Linked DNA regions of Homo sapiens: region 2 is linked to region 1. The links are chromatin loops, found by intact Hi-C in ENCODE. Cell type or tissue: heart left ventricle. All regions are shown on one strand. Links, peaks and the distances in the headings refer to the core of each region. The heading gives the core; the rest is flanking DNA.

Region 1 (7,945 bases), core at 1,065-6,064:
CCCAACTCTTACCTCCCATGCGCACTTTCGATAAAACAGCTTGGATACCGCTTCTTGGAATGATGATACTGATGTAAGTTTCTTGACTTAAAAGCTCCCAGTCTTCTAGTGGATTTGGTTGCTATTGGTGCTCATTGATGGGTAATCTTGTGGATGAGCTCTCATCTCAATTTCTCCATCTGCAAAATGGACATATCTTAATATCAAAGTCACAATTCTTAGTTTTCACATACCCGGATGGTTACTTTTGTAATGAGTCAATTTCATATTTTTGTTTAATATATACATAGTGTGTGTGTGTATCTGTGAGTACATAAAACCCATTATAAAGATATAGTGTATATTTTGGTGGTTGTGATTTTGTATGTCATCCAACTGCTCTAGAATAACTCTGCAAGTCTGATTTTGGCTGAAAGAAAACCTAGAATAAATAGGAAGACAATATGTTTGTGGCGGTTGTTTAAAGCTAATACCAGCAGCTTTTTCTTTTCTTTACTGCTGAACAATTTCAAAAGCAATACTAGGCATGAAAGCAAAACAAACTCATTTCAGTGCAAAGCTTATGAGTTATTTGTGTTTCCCTGAATTCAAGGAGGGGGTGGATGGGTAGGAAATTTGTTTTAAATATAGAAATGGGGAAAATACAACAAACTCCACAGAATATCTTGGAAGGTTCTGCAGCTTGAAGTGCAGAGTTTATTACAGATGTGATGTAACTTGTGGGTATAATTTTCAAAAATAGCTGAAGAATACACTGTGAGAAATCTTACCAAAAGTACCATTTTCCCCAATATATTTGTAACTCAAGTTACCAGCTGATTAACCCCTTGAAAAGAGTTTCTGTAGGTGGAAATCTATATCCCTGTCTGTTCTTAATCAATCCAGCCACATGACCAATAATGTGGATGCAAGGGTTAACACAATTAAATTAACAAATGTTTGGAAGGAAATGGTAAAATTGGTTTTTAAAAAGATGTTTAACAAAGACATTTTGCTGTTCCAATCAGACACATAATTACACAATAGGCTATTTTCAGGAATCTATTTTTTCCTAAATGTTAATCAGACCAGAAGAAAACGCCTGTTAGTCCACATTGGGATATGCTGTAATTCCCTTGGAAAAGTAACTTACCTTAGGGAAATATTTTACTTCCCAGAAAAAGACTGTTTATTTACTCTGAATTCTTTCCCTTGCAAGGTTGTTGTCTGGTTTTTGTTTTTGTTTAAACTGGTCTCAGAACATGGAGAAGTACGACCATCGTCAACTGAAACAAAAACAAAACAAAACAAAAAAACCATGGACTTGAGCTAAAATTCTTAAATGAATTGTTTAGCTTCAAAATGTAAAACTGTCCCAGCAAGAATGTCACAAAGTGTAAGCACAGAAGGATCTGTATTTTACTGAAAACATTCTTTATATAACACCCGGAGAACACGAAAAGAATGAGCCACCCTTACTTATATTACAATGTCTGTATTTATTATCTTTTCAAGTGTGCTTAACAAGTTGATACCATTTTCTAAAAGGTTTTTTAGTTTGAGACTCCTAACTCATACACCTGCTCTCTTAGGTCACAACTGTAAGTCCAGAAAAAGGTGTGCTTTATGTTTCTGTGAAAACTGGCTTTATTTCTAGTTATAAGGGAGGCTGAACTTTTAGGTAAACTTGGTGCCAGGTAGCAGCAGCAGGAGCAACGTGAAAAAGAAAAATGGCAGTTACCCACTTAAGAAAATAACATTCTGTTGATCGACAAACACCCTTTAAATTTTAGCTATTAACAGCTCTTACAGAAACAGGAACTGCCAATAACAAACTTGATTTCTAATGTCCCCAAGGTAATAATAATCCACTAATTTGACTATATCCCAGCTGGCCTATACAGCAGTTTCTATTTGTTTTTTGTTGTTGTTGTTGGTTTTTTTTTTTTTTTTTTTTTGCAGCAGGGAAGACTTATCTTTCTTTGGGAAAAAAAAAAGGTGGGGAGTGTGCTGTAAAGTTAAGAAGGAGTGTGGAGAGAAAACACATGGAAATTTAATGTGAAAGTTTCTTGTTGCAATAAAGCTGTTAGGTTTGGCATGTAGACTGTTATCAGATGGTTCCTTTGACATTACTTGAGCCTTTCAGTAAGTAAGACAAGCCTGAAGGATTAGGTTGTCAACTTCAGCCTGTCATCTTTGAGCAGAAAAAAAGAATTCCTTTTCTTTTTCTTCCTTTCTTTTTTTTTTTTTTTTTTTTAGGTTGCATCTTCCTTCACCAGCTTTGAGCTTTGGAGATCGCAGCAGAGGTAGTTACTGGAAGACAATCTCAGGCCCACATTGATCATGGAAGTCTAGCTTTTAAAGATAAGTGAGCCAACCAAGCTGTAAGGCTAATCACCCTGTGCAAGTATGAATTTATCTAAAGAGGATTTCATGTGGAACCCCCGGAGCCGGCCGCCAAACGGATGACTGCACACTTTAAGAAAGTTCGTGGGACTTCTCCCAATCAACTGTCAGGCCACATAAAGGGTCTGGAACGCGCTGACTTAAGCAAATAATATTTAGCCATCTAAGGATACCGTAAGGCCCAAGATTTTGCTTTGTTGGCGCTGACAGGAAATATTGATACATATCAAGTAACACTCCTGATGCAAAAAGCGATATGTGTCTCCTTTCGGCACTATCTCTGTTTAGGAAACACCTTGCTTTAAAAGAAAGCACAGGTGGGGGCAGGGACAATGTCAAACCCAGCACTTCACTGGGTTTTCCAGCTTTCCTGGGATCACAATTTCATGAAAATAGGAACTAAGCAAAAGTCGTCTCCTTTTTGAAAAAAACCAAATGTATTGGAATTTGAATTTGCAAACTCTCAGAATGTCTAGCTGACAAGTGAACCCTGCCCATAACCCCAAAACTATTCCTTAAGTTTATTAACCTAGGAAACCTGCCACTGATTAGGTTTGGGTGTGTTTCTCAGCTTTTACAATAGTCTAAACTATATTACAACTATGTGGTTACAGGGCCTAAAAAGTAAATTGAAATATGTGGCTATTAAGTCGCAAATCCCCTCAATAGGACATGTGAGTCAAAACTCAATTTTTTGTGAGAAGTAATGTCTGTAATCCTATTGACTCATCATTTTTAGACATTTGTGGCTTTAATTACAGGGGAAAAACTGTAATGTCCTGTCTTGGGAAAATTTGATAGGGAACATCGGGCTGTTACCATAGAATAAAGGTTGCGTTGGAGGATTTAATTTAAAAAGGAAAAAGAAAGAACCCTATTTTATCAGAATACTCTAAACATTCTCCATCAGTAACGTTGTGCCTGAGGTGATATCCTTGAAGATGCTGGAGGTGGCGGTGTTAATGAAATACCCGTTGGCATTAAATAGCATTTCTAGAATCCTGATTGTAGCGCTAAAAAGGAAAGTGAATTTTCTAACAGCACAATAAACAAGGGGAATTACGAAAAAAGAATCCGCTGGTTCTGTAAGGAAGATCGCTTCCAGTTAAACAAAGAAATTTAGGGTCGTCTGCTTTTCATGAAAATCACATACATATGGCCTTTGAAATTTGTCACTGAAGATGGTTTTGCTCTAAGGTAAAATTCACCACTTTATAGCTTTTCAGCCGCAAGTCTCTGGATTTTTTTTCTTCTCTCTTTTGGCCTGCAGCCCAATATGAATGTATGATCACTAGCACAAGAGTTAAACATCTGAGTCTTTTTGAAGTGTCTTCAATGTTACAATGATGTGATGGTTGATTGCCTAGCAGTCAGTTTAGAAAAGTCTGCATTCTGCCCCCTAGTGGTAGAGATTAAAGTTTAATGGCTGCTTCATAACACGTAATGCCTTTTTCCCTCCTTTTCCATATGTTAAGGATATAGAGCAGTGTGGGAATTACTGATGAGTTTTGTCATAATCTGTAAAGTGTATATTTTAAGCAGGAAAATTTCTAGACTGAATGGACAGGTTTACGAGGCACAGGGTCATTTGATGTATGTTTTGTGTACTCTGCTGTGCTTTGCCAAACAATATACATCACCACTATAAACAGACATTGTCCCTAATACAACATTCCTTCTGGGAAAATTTTGGGACTTCTTAATAGAAGCTATTAACCAAAAAGTGCATGGTGTTGCCAAAATTATAATATTATACACACACACACACACACACACACACACACACACATATATTCAGAGAAAGCATGGTATACTGTCAGATACTGTGGAACTTCACATTTCTTTTCAGATGACCATTTTTTGTACAGGAGGTAATAAAAACAATTTGCACTAGTTATACCACTTACTACTCCACAGGTCACATTCCCTTTGTGTTCAAGTTCATAAAGAAAACCACGCACACCCAAAGTAAGGGTTTGTGATGTCCGAAAGATTTTGATGTGGGAAACGTTGATCACGCACAGCTTTTTTTTCAGCTGACAATGAAGTGGAAGACATTTGTTTGAGTTTTTATCGTATCCTGAGTTCTTGCTTGTTTGTTATTCATCTTTAATGTAGAACTCATATCTTGCATGCAGGCAAGTGTTGGAAGGCACACAAAATCAAGCACCCATGATATAGGCATCATCCAATGAGTGTGTGTTTAGATCTTGCAGAAGTGAAACCCCATGTTGGAGGAAGACGGGACAGACCGAGGAGGAGAAGGAGGAGGAGGAGGCATCCGTGGAGAGTGGACAGGCGGGACAGCTGGACCATGTGTAATGTGTCAGTTTGCTTCTGTGCCACTATTGTGTTGCTGATGTTGGAATGCAGGGAAGGCGCTAGTTTATTGAATAAGGAGCCATGTAAATTCCAGCTGTCAACATGTGATCACTCCCTCGGACAAAGAGAGAGGCTTTCTCCTCACTCATATTTGATTTCTAGTCACAGCTACACATTTTCCAGAGCCCTCATTGCCACCAGGCTACATCTGAGTAGCCTTTGGCCAGCCTTCTCTTTTCAGACTGGTTTTGCAGGGTGAGTACCTGGCTTGTAATGGTGTGTTGGCTGGCATTCAAATGACACAGTCAGAGTTAGTTCAAAAAGAATGCTATGGCTGTAGTGATAACAAATAATCAATAGTATTTTTAAAGCAGAATTCTTGCTATTGTTTGATCTATTTCAGTATAAAAGGCAAATGCTTTACTCAAGAAGAATAGTCCAAAACAACAATTCATACACTAGGTAGCTTTTCTTATTGTGAGACATGTCAACTGGGTTGTAACCATGTCAGTCTATGCCTTTCTTTAAAAACTGCTCCAGGGAACCACAGGTCCACAGAGGGACAGAGAGGCGCTCACTTCTTATCTTGCTGTCTTGCTGTCTAGCTCTGTACCCTCGCCATGTGGCTTGAGAGAGGCTGCTGACATTACTGAGATTTTGAGTGGGGTTCTGGGAAGCTCTCTACAGACTGGAAGGGGAGGAGGAAGAGGAGAGTGAGGAGCGGGAGGACAGGAGAAAAGCATTCTCTGAGTAAGATCAACTCCAAAGCAGCTTGAGTCTCATGGGAGTTTAATTAGAGGAAAAAAAAATTCATCCTTGTTCACACAGGCAAACATTATTCATATCTAGGAGATCTTGGATGCCAGTATTTTTTTTATAATGGGAAACATAGAACATTTTGTGGTGTGTGGCAAAATCGCAGTGTTTCTTTCTCCTTGCTGCAGAATTTCATTATCTTGAAAGAACTCAAAATGCTACAACATTGGAACGGTAAGGCTCCTTACCCAGGCACACATTGCTTCCTGCTGCCGTGATATGGCACTCCCTATAACTCTGCCTATAATTTGCAGTAAGAGGACTTTGATGCTTCTTTAAATATACATATATTACATACATATGGATTACATATGTATTTCACTTTAAGTTACTCAACATAAAACCTCCATAAATTTCCATAGGGGTATTTTCTAGAAATACATGGTTAAACATTGGATGAAATGGAGAAATTTCTGGTGTCAGGGTTGCCTAGAAAAACTCTTTTGACCTAAAAAAAATGCTTTTTTAACCCCCATTAATTTTCTAATAAAAAATTAGCTCCAATTTCAAAATGATTTGGTGACATTTAGCTATACTGATTTTAAAAGATGTAAGGGTAGCTTCATATTGAAATCATTCATCGGTGGTCAAATCATTGCCATGACCATCATCTTCATCCACTATTGAATGGTTTGCTGTTGACTAACAGATACTGTGCTCAACACAGGGAAGGGCACACAGATGTAAAAGAGGATGTTTTCCTCGCCTTGCCTGGGATTAGAGTGAGGTGAGTGAAGCCTATGAACAATTTTTTTTTTTTTTTTGAGATAGAGTCTTGCTGTGTTGCCCAGGCTGGAGTGCAGTGGCGCCATCTGAGCTCACTGCAACCTCCGCCTCCTGGGTTCAAGTGATTCTCGTGCCTCCGCCTCCAGAGTAGCTGGGATTACAGGCACGTGCCACCATGTTCAGGTAATTTTTGCATTTTTAGTAGAGACAGGGTTTCACCATGATGGCCAGGCTGGTCTCAAACTCCTGACCTCAGATGATCTTCCCACTTTGGCCTCCCACAGTGCTGGGATTGCAGGCGTGAGCAACTATGCCCGGCCTGAACTTTGATATTTTTTTTGTCATGGATTGTTTGCACTCATTTTGATTTTTCAGTATATTTCATTCTAATATTCTTTCTCTTGATTACTAAGATTTTTGGTGCTTCCTTAAATTCTGTACCCAGAGAAGTGCCTCATGGTCCATCCCTGCTGGCTTGCCTCACGTGGAAAGATGGAGGCTCGCTTGTTTGTTTCTGTCTGTTCAGCTTTTTAAGATTTCACAGAAATCAATTTTAGCCAAAACATCCTTCGTGAATTCACTAAAAACACATTTATAGACGGTGACTTTCCACATCCTCTCTCAAAGGTGCTTTTTGGGGGCTCCCAACACTCAAATAAAAACTCTTGCTATGTGCACTGATATTTTTCTGTCTAGGAACTAGTTTTTTTCAAATTTAGGATGGAATAAACAGTGATTTTCCTGCACACTGTTTGTCTTACGTCATTCCTCTGATGCCTTCCAAGAGCCCTGGTCAAACCTCTTCCCAAGAGAGGGGTTTCTAATCAGCCCCAGGCTCCTTTGCCAGCTCTTCCAGGTAACAATCCATTTCCCTTCATCCTTCACCTGATTAACTGCCCCCATCTGCTGTGGATTCCTGTTCTTAGTCATGCGTCTCTCCCCAATGCTGCCCTCTGGGCAGTGGATTTCAGATTTCCTTGTACCGGGCAACATATGTTCTTCAACTCTGGAGCCTCATGTCAGACACGGCCACTGCCAAGACGCTTGACATGGCCTGCTCCAAACTTCTTCTTTGCTAATTCAGCCTAGAGAGACAGCGTGCCAGCATGGAGAATAACACCGTTAACATGTGTTTACGGGCATTAAAGCGCAGCTCTACACTGTTATAAACCCCTGGCATATTTGACCTGGAAGGAAAAAAAAAAAAAAAGATCTCCGTAGTGCAGTACTTGGCTTTTTCAGCAGATTGTGAGTTCACTTAGACGACTGGAAAAGACAAAGGGATGAGAGAAAGGGAGAGCAAGAGCAAGGGGAGAGAGAAATAGGAGAGAGGGGGCAAGAGAGAATATACATCTCTATTTGTACCATTTAGCAACAGAGAAAGAAATGCAGAAACCACCTCTCAAGTCAGGAGAATGCTCCAACCAGCCAGGGTGTTATAAATTAGAGCCTGTCAGTATTACAATGTATATTAATAGTCACACCTCTTTTTAATGAGTTTGGCATTGGCAGCTGAGAGGAAATACAAGTCATCATGGCTCTGCTCATGCAAACCCCGACAAAGGAATCCGTAATAAATCTTCCTAGAACAGCACTCACCATAAATATGTATCACATAAGGCATCTGTTTTACATTCTGCATATAAATCAGCATAGCGCTGAATAGCAATGAATCAGCTTCTCAATGCCTGATTTG
Region 2 (7,945 bases), core at 1,545-6,544, 300 kb after region 1:
TCCCTTCTTCAGAACAATTCTCGGTGAGCAGCCAGATGATCTAGAAAGTGACTGAATTGAGTAATAATAGTATCAATATTAATTATATGACTACGATTTTCGAAGTGTTTTCACATTCATCATCTCATTTAGTTTTCACAAACTCTCTGTGATGGAGATAGAAAGTGTGAGCTTTATTTCTCTTTCAACATGAGAAAACAGAGAATGAAAGTTCAGATCACTTGCCTAGGTATTTGGCCTGATTCTTTCTCTATAATACTATACCTAGAGAATCCAAGATTTAGCAACCGTAGTACCACTTTGTTACCTGTACATTCGTATTTGGTGAGCTGACAATGAGCTCATGAATTGAGGATATAAATACAGCAAACCTGGTTTTTAACAAAATGTTTTAACACTTTCATGGGATTCCTTCCCAAGATCCTGAGAACTCAGTTTTGTGAATTTCCTAAGCACTGTGTGAATTTACTAAGCCCACCTTTCTCTTCTTTCTTTTTGTTCATGGTTGTTTTATTCTAATGAGTAGTCTAGTCTATAGAACAATGTAAATCTTAAATGGTTTATACATTTTATGCTGTTAACAGGCCAAAATACAAGGCATCATTTACAATGGAAAATGGAATAACAAAGTTTTGTTCAAATGAAAGTGTCCTAACCTGTGCTGTTTTATATTCTAGATTCAAACACATGATCTAGAAGTTGAGAAGTTTCCAGAGAGTCAGATATCCTGCCTAAGATCTTTTCACTTCTTCTTACCACGTATAAATAAAAGACGACATTTTTGAGGCATGAAACACCGAGTCTCACACTCATTTGTCCTCTTATCATCTCCCTGTCTCTTCTGGCTCAAGAATCCAAAAGCCAGTATTCCATTCCTAGCTTTGGCAGAAGATGAGAAGCAGAGAAAAATGAAATGGAAATATCAGTCAGAGAATACTTGCCTTTATTGTATTTTCTTTCCTAAAACTAATTATTCTGGCTTGAGAAGGAGAAGAATAATAAAACGCTGTGAATCTTTACTTGATTTCAAAATTTGCTTAGATACAAAATATTGGGTAGGGCTTAGTTGAAAAGCTATTAGTTTTCCTTATGTTAGCTACAAGTTCAAACCCTTTCATGTGGTCATTTTTCTATTATTTCATAACATATTTCCCGCCTTTCAACTAAAAAGTAAATACCCTGGTTTAGAAACAATAAATTTGGTTTTCACTTTTAAAATAGAGCTAGAATGTAATTTGAAGGGTCAGGTAAACTGATATTGTCAAAAATGCTAGCAGCCAGACTCACGAATTTACACCTCAGCCATTTCCAACATACTAGGAATTCTAAGTGTCTTGTCACCTCTTACATATTCTACTGAGAGACCACAGTCCTGGAAGGGGAAGCCTTCCTGTGTCCTTTCCACAGCTTCTCCTACTGAATAAATTTTATTTATCTTTCAAGATTCAGTGTAGGTATCAACTTCTCCTAGCCCTCCCTGACTTCCCAGTTGTGTTGTTAGCCCCTTGTGGGTATCTCAAAATCCTAGACACTTTTCTTGGTGCCATTTGCACATGATTAAACCTGCAAGGTGGACCTCATTTTTGCCATTTGACACATACAGAAGCCAAGGTTCAGTGAGGCACAAGAACCTGCCCAAGGTCATGGTTGATTCAGGATTTATTTGTGGTTTGAATTCAGAGATCATCTGTAGACTGTACTCAGGGATTCTACCTGGGAAGGCAAGTTGGTTTATTTTACATGTACCTGAAGAATCATATCAACGTTATTGGTCAGCTTGGAAATGCTCACAGGGGAAATGTTCTAGGCTAAAATGCTAAGCAATGTGCTACAGGACTCTGCCATAGAAAGCTAGTTCAGTGAGCTACTTCACGGAAACAGGAACCCTTAACTGAATCAGTATTGGAAAGCCATACTATTCTTGGAGATTTGCAGCTCACATTAGCCTAGTTAAGGCTTTAAGAAATCCTGCAAGAAAATAACTGGTTGAACCTTGTTTTATTCATTGGCTCTCAAACTTATTTGATCGTAGAGTATCCTTATCATCCTTTAGAAATAATGCTTCCTGGAGAAAAATGTTCAGCAAGGTAGAACCTGGGGGCCTTGAGAACCAATTTCCCCATCTGGAGCAGACTAGGAACAGTTCCTGAGGAACTCTTACTCCTCTAGGCTGAGCTGGAGGACATATCCACCATATGATTAAAGAACTTTCCCACTGCTCAGCACAGGATTAGTTGTCAAGGCATTAAGATGTTCCTTTAATCAGCTCCACATGGTATCTGTACTTCAGATCTTTACACAGGATGGCCTCCTGAAATTCTCTGCTCTCTTTTATGCTTATCAAATATCTTAATGGGAGATGCACTACTCAGAAGTCTCATGTGTAACGCGGATGAAAAACAACAGCCCCTGTGTTGGGAATAGGAGTGTGGATATCTACCCTCTAGAGTCATTTTCCACCACCTCCCACGTGCACCAGAATGATCACCTCCAGGGCGTTTGGTTTAAATGCACTTTCTAAATTTTACAGTAGGTTCAGGCAAGATGAAAACAGAGTTAGATTTTTTCCTGCAATATTTTACCTATTCACACACTTGCTTTTACTGTATTTTATCTGGATGTTAGGTCACTGGAATACTTTAAGGACTATACAATGAATGGTCCCATCAAAGTGAATATTTTAATTATTGTGTAGATGTTGGCAAGCCTCCCACCCATCATATAGCACAGTGTTTTCCAAATGAGAATCCATGGGACAATTTTCCCTCTCATCTCAATAACTGGAAAATCTCTCCCACTTGGTTTTAGCCTATAGCCTATTATCTTATAAATCTTTGTAACTGATCACATTTCCCACTTTGCTTTGATCTCTAGAAAGTAAATTTGATGCCAAAATTTTGTTTACTTCCAGCAACTTTGTAATATCCCCATGGAAGTTAGGCCTTGCATATTAGTCTTATTCTGTCCTTTTTCCTTATCCAAATTTTTCCTTTACCAGAAGTCCTTCCATTATTTGTATTTATCCTATATTCACACACACATATACATATATGCACACATACATGTACACCTATGTGCACATATTTACGAACAAATTTAAATCCTTTGTGGAATGGGCCGGGGCATAAAGAATTAGTGTGTGTGCACATCTATCTCAGTGTCTAGCTTAGTGCCTTATGATAGAAGGTGCTAGATAAACATTTCCAGATTAATAAGTGGGGAGATGAAATTTATGTGAAACATCTTCGATGTCAAATTCTCCAGTAGCTTTATTAATGCTAACCTTTCTATTACATCCATGCTGGAAAATGCTTCTGAAGCATTTGCCTTATTATCACTTACCAAAGGAACTTCACAAAAGACCCTGCTGGTACATAACTATGCGTTGCTGATGACAGCTGCCAGGGTGCAGTGCTGAGAAGTGCTGAGAAGGAGCTGGGGCTGACTCCAGGCCTGGAAAGTGCAGGGTTGGTTAATGTTGTCTCCATTTGATAGAGAAGGCGAGAGTTGTGCACTGCCACCAACTCACCATTCCTACCTAACGGGAATGTTCTCAACAAAATAACTTCTTTTGCCTATATCTAATCCATGACATAGAAAAGAAACCAGTGTTCTCTTAAACAAAGACATATTCGGCCACTTAATAATTTCCAAATTTTCATTTGTTTCTGCAGTTATTCCTCCAATTGGTGTCAAAATCAATTAAGGAAAGAATCTTTAGCTTGGCATAGTTTTAATTCTGTTAGAACATTAATCTTCTATTGCCCTAAAGGTTTAGGATATCACTAAAACACTTTCCCATTGATTCCCACATGTATTTTTCACACAAGCAAGATTAAAATATATGTAAGCATGTTTCCGAACAAGCTGGTATAAAAACAGGGATTAAATTTTACTCACCACACTCCTAACTAAATTTCACAGATGTTTTATGTGAATTAAGGATTGTAAAACACTTAGAACAAAAGAGCAAGTGCAGTGATTACCTTAAACTCAGTTTTAATGCCAGACAAGTTATTGCATCTGTTACCAAATGGAATTTCAAATTAACAAATCTCTATAACCTGTTCATACCATTAAATGGAACCCTGGTATTTAAATGTCTAAATTGTAAAAATTTCAAGTCATAGGCATGAATTAATTTGTTTTGAAATTTAATACTTGTATGGAACTTGTACAATGGAAGGAAAATCGTTTCATGTAAGACAAATTATTTTCCAGAATTCTAGCCTGCCATAGTCTTTGACAAAATCATGTGACCTTTCTAACTGATTTTAATATTTTGGTTCAGTACTCATAGAATAATCTGCCCACCGCTGTTTCACATAAAGTTACTTCATTATCATCAAGAATCTGTATACAAAACCTTCTAAAATTTTGATATTGGGGAAAAAATTAAAACATCGCTAGGTAGCAATCATTTTCCATGGAATGGTTGTATTTCTGAGTGTTCATAGCATTACTTTATCCAAATATATCTCACATAGATATATTCCCTGAAAGGTATAAAATAAAGTGGATTGAGATGGATTAGACTAATTAATGGATATGAACTGGCCTTTCACCCTAAGAGTTGTGGACAAGTTCACTCTAGGAACTTAAATCAGGATTTGCTGTTGTAAGCCCTAGTAGACATCAATTCACATCATATAATTTGGCAGAGTTGGCCCAGAAATGAACTTGCTGTGGATTTGATCCTCCCAGTCATAGTTGGGGCAGCACAGGGAAAGAAAATAAAAGCATGTACAGACACACACATCCAAACCATTGCAAGTGTCTGAATTTTGTGAAAAAGATCAAAGGCTCCACTTTAAAAGGTTCTACTTGAATGTATTGGCTACCAATGAAAATCTTACAAAATAATATTATATTTTAGTTCATCACTCTGCTTTTAGTTAAGTTGAAGAATGAGAAGTAATCTATTTATTTATACCCTCATTTAAGTCTAGTGGATATTCATCCTGTAAAACAAATAGTATTCGAGGCATATAAGCATCATCAACTTTTACCTGAATTCCTCTGTAGTCTGATTAAAAATAAATTCCATAAAGAAATAACATTTTCCCAAAGAGCATACCTTTTTTGAAAATATATATCTTATTGCATTTACAAACAAACTCATTGTAAATATAAATAAATATACATATGTGTGTTTGTTTTAGTCTTATTTATAACTAGCCTATGAGACAGCTTTTCGGTGAGTACCCCGCTTTCTGTCCTAAACAAAAATCATGGACAGCTATCCCAATGATGAGAGTCACCAGTCAAGCCAGGACAGAAGGTCCCAGAGGAACCCCCTGCCAACTGAGTACTGCAGGGCTTGGGCCACAGGTCAGCCAGCCAGTGAGGGCGCTGAGCTGGTTTGAATAAGAAAGCTGTGAATGACAGAGGGGCGGATGGATTTCAAGGAAGCCTTCTGTCACGGTGACCATGCTAGCATGATGAAGCACTGCTCGGGGCCTTGGAGAGTAAGATTGCTGTTAGTGAATATTTGTACACTTGGCAGTAAGAATATTATTTTACTGTTAATGCAATTTTCTCAATACTTGGTGGCTGAAATACACAGCACAACCTTTTCTTAAAGGTCACGTATCCAAAAAAAAAAAAAAAAAGGAAAGGAATCCTTTTTTCTAAAAACAAAATATTCTTTTGTTAAAGAGAAAGAAAAAAAAAAGCTATGTGAAGTTCATGCCAGATCTGAAGAGTTTTAGCTGAGACACTTATTTGTCTGCAGTCAATGCAAAATTTGTTACGCGTTTTTAAGTTCTAAATGCAGAATCCATTTGAAGAGATGTTAGAGGCTTCTACCTGAAACATCCACATCCAGTAGTAACAAGTGTGATTAGAATACGTTACAGCAGCCTCCCAGTGCATTTAGCTTGAATAAGCTCTGCCTCATCTCCGCATTTCTGTTTTTAGGGCATTTGAAAATATGTTCCATAAAGTAATAAATAAGTTGATACCAAGATATTTACATGTCTTATTAATAAAATTATAATCATTGTACATAGGGAATACTAGTTAACTCTCCTTAGCAATAACTTTTGGGCTTTTCTTTAGATTTATAGCTGATGATTGATTTAGGAAGGGTGAAATAAAAATTATTATGCGATTTTGTAAGTATGAAATTTTTTGAAAAATCAAATTGTGCACACAGAGCAATGGAATTTGGCAAGTAACTTCCAGTGCAGCATTATATCGTAATTATCAGATAACTATGCTTTCTGTTTCTGATCTGTAAAGGAGCCAAAATAAATTGTTTTAGTTTACAAGCTCTTTTCTATTATCTGTCTTAGCACCTCCCAACCCACTATTTTTTCTCCCCTAAGCTTCAGTGGGATGTAAGCCATCTTTGTGTTCTTAATATTAAGATAGAGAATAAGAAGTCATAAAGATTCTACAGATTTATAAAGATCAATCGTGTGTTCTTTTTCCTTTAATACATTGTTAAAAAGACTTTCTGCATCAAAGTCTATGATAAGTTCATTCTGATGAGAAAATTAGAAAGTCGGACGTATTTATACCAGTCATGGGGAATGTGCATGTAGTTAAATAGGTCATTTCCAATTTTAACAATTCCACCCCCAATTTCATTCAGCATCTTTGACACAGAAACCCAGTTTAACTCCTCCTGGGAGGGGTAAAGCCCTGGAGCAGCAATTCCCTGAGTGGGGCTGGCGCATCCCTGGGATAGCTCCTTTACTTAAGGAGACTTTCTCCAACGTGCTGCTGCTCCCGGCAGATGTGCTGGTGAGACACCAGGGAAGGAAAAATTATTTAAAACATAAAAGGAAATTCACAAAACGTATTAACTGCTGTGACTGAAGGAGACCAAAGAAACACTAGTTGTTACAAAAAAAAAAAAAAGTAAAATAAGGGCCCCAGATTTGAGCTCATGTATGTTTATTCATCTGTAAAAACATGTAGTGTGCTACCCATACCTTTATTTCCTTTCTAATTTTATATGGTGTGTTTAAGCTCCGGGATTTCTTTGTAGAACAATTAGTTTACAATTGGCAAAGATGCCAATGACTAGTTTCTTCTCATTGGAGAAAGTTAATTAATTTCTTCCTCGTTGGCTTTTGCTAATGGAGGCAAAGATTGCATTCAATACCGTTTTTGCTGTGTTTACCAAAAGCCGGAGAAGCCAAAACCTCTTGCCAAGTTTCTTCAAGTTGCAATCTGGAATCACCTTTAACTGCCCGCATAATTTGTTGAGACTACACACAGAAGAAATAATGTATGTAGTAAATGTCTTGCAAGGAATAACAATGGTTACTGATACAGAGGCGGATGGCAGAGTAAATTGGGTCACTGACCTTGAACCTCTAAAGGCCCGAGGTTAGATCTGGATTAAATCACGAGTGAAATGATCACAGAGGTTTTGCTTCAAAAATTAGCACTCAGGTTGATTCACTTTGACAGGAAAAGGCAAGGGTGCCAGTGACTAAATTAAATAGAATTAGATTGTTATGCCTAAGTGGGGCATCTGTTGAGGATGAAGCTTTATTCTCATACATCTTAACCTACTGAATACCCAAGTTGGATTTTTTTAATAATATATGGTATAAAAATAGTTTTGAGATGGCATAAAGGATATCAAGATAGCATAAGAGGCTAAAAATGTACAGTGGCTGCACTAATTTGGCAAAAATAGCTTAGAACTTAATTACAGTTGAGTGCCAGTCCTTGGAACAGAAAGTATTCTGTTAAGTTTATGTTCAGTTTCCCCCGTTACCAAGTCTCTCCCCAGTATTTGGGAAAATATCTCCAGTCATCTGATGAATGCTGTGATTGTGTGGGACCTAAAATCTCAAAAGGAAGACCTATTTTAAAAAAGAAGTAAATCTATATTTGATAAGAGGTACCATTTTTAATGAGTATTGTGAAAGTTCCAGAAACTATGTAAAATATTATATTATTATAATTATTTCAATTGCTTTCC

The links. Peaks named below come from ENCODE experiments on the same cell type or tissue, not always from the same donor. Only the 100,000 strongest peaks of a DNase experiment are listed, where the experiment ranks them.
Region 2: it touches region 1 in a loop (2.4-fold over the local background); 3 of 110 quality-filtered maps call a loop at or near these places.

The regions. Positions count from the first base shown.
Region 1 is chr15:95,288,290-95,296,234 of GRCh38, forward strand. LETR1 (lymphatic endothelial transcriptional regulator lncRNA 1) reads right to left here. Exons shown (of 4, transcript NR_034095.1): 2 at 1,133-1,265; 3 at 13-179. Among named protein-coding and RNA genes, the nearest start is that of LETR1, 35 kb to the right of the region's middle. In heart left ventricle, for the core only: a CTCF peak has its summit at 3,788 (motif pointing left); no DNase peak of the experiment used is centred there; H3K4me3 peaks cover 1,196 bases; H3K27ac peaks cover 1,765 bases.
Region 2 is chr15:95,591,293-95,599,237 of GRCh38, forward strand. LOC105370995 (a long non-coding RNA gene) reads left to right here. Exons shown (of 2, transcript XR_932653.1): 2 at 678-794. Among named protein-coding and RNA genes, the nearest start is that of LINC00924, 160 kb to the left of the region's middle. In heart left ventricle, for the core only: no CTCF peak of the experiment used is centred there; no DNase peak of the experiment used is centred there.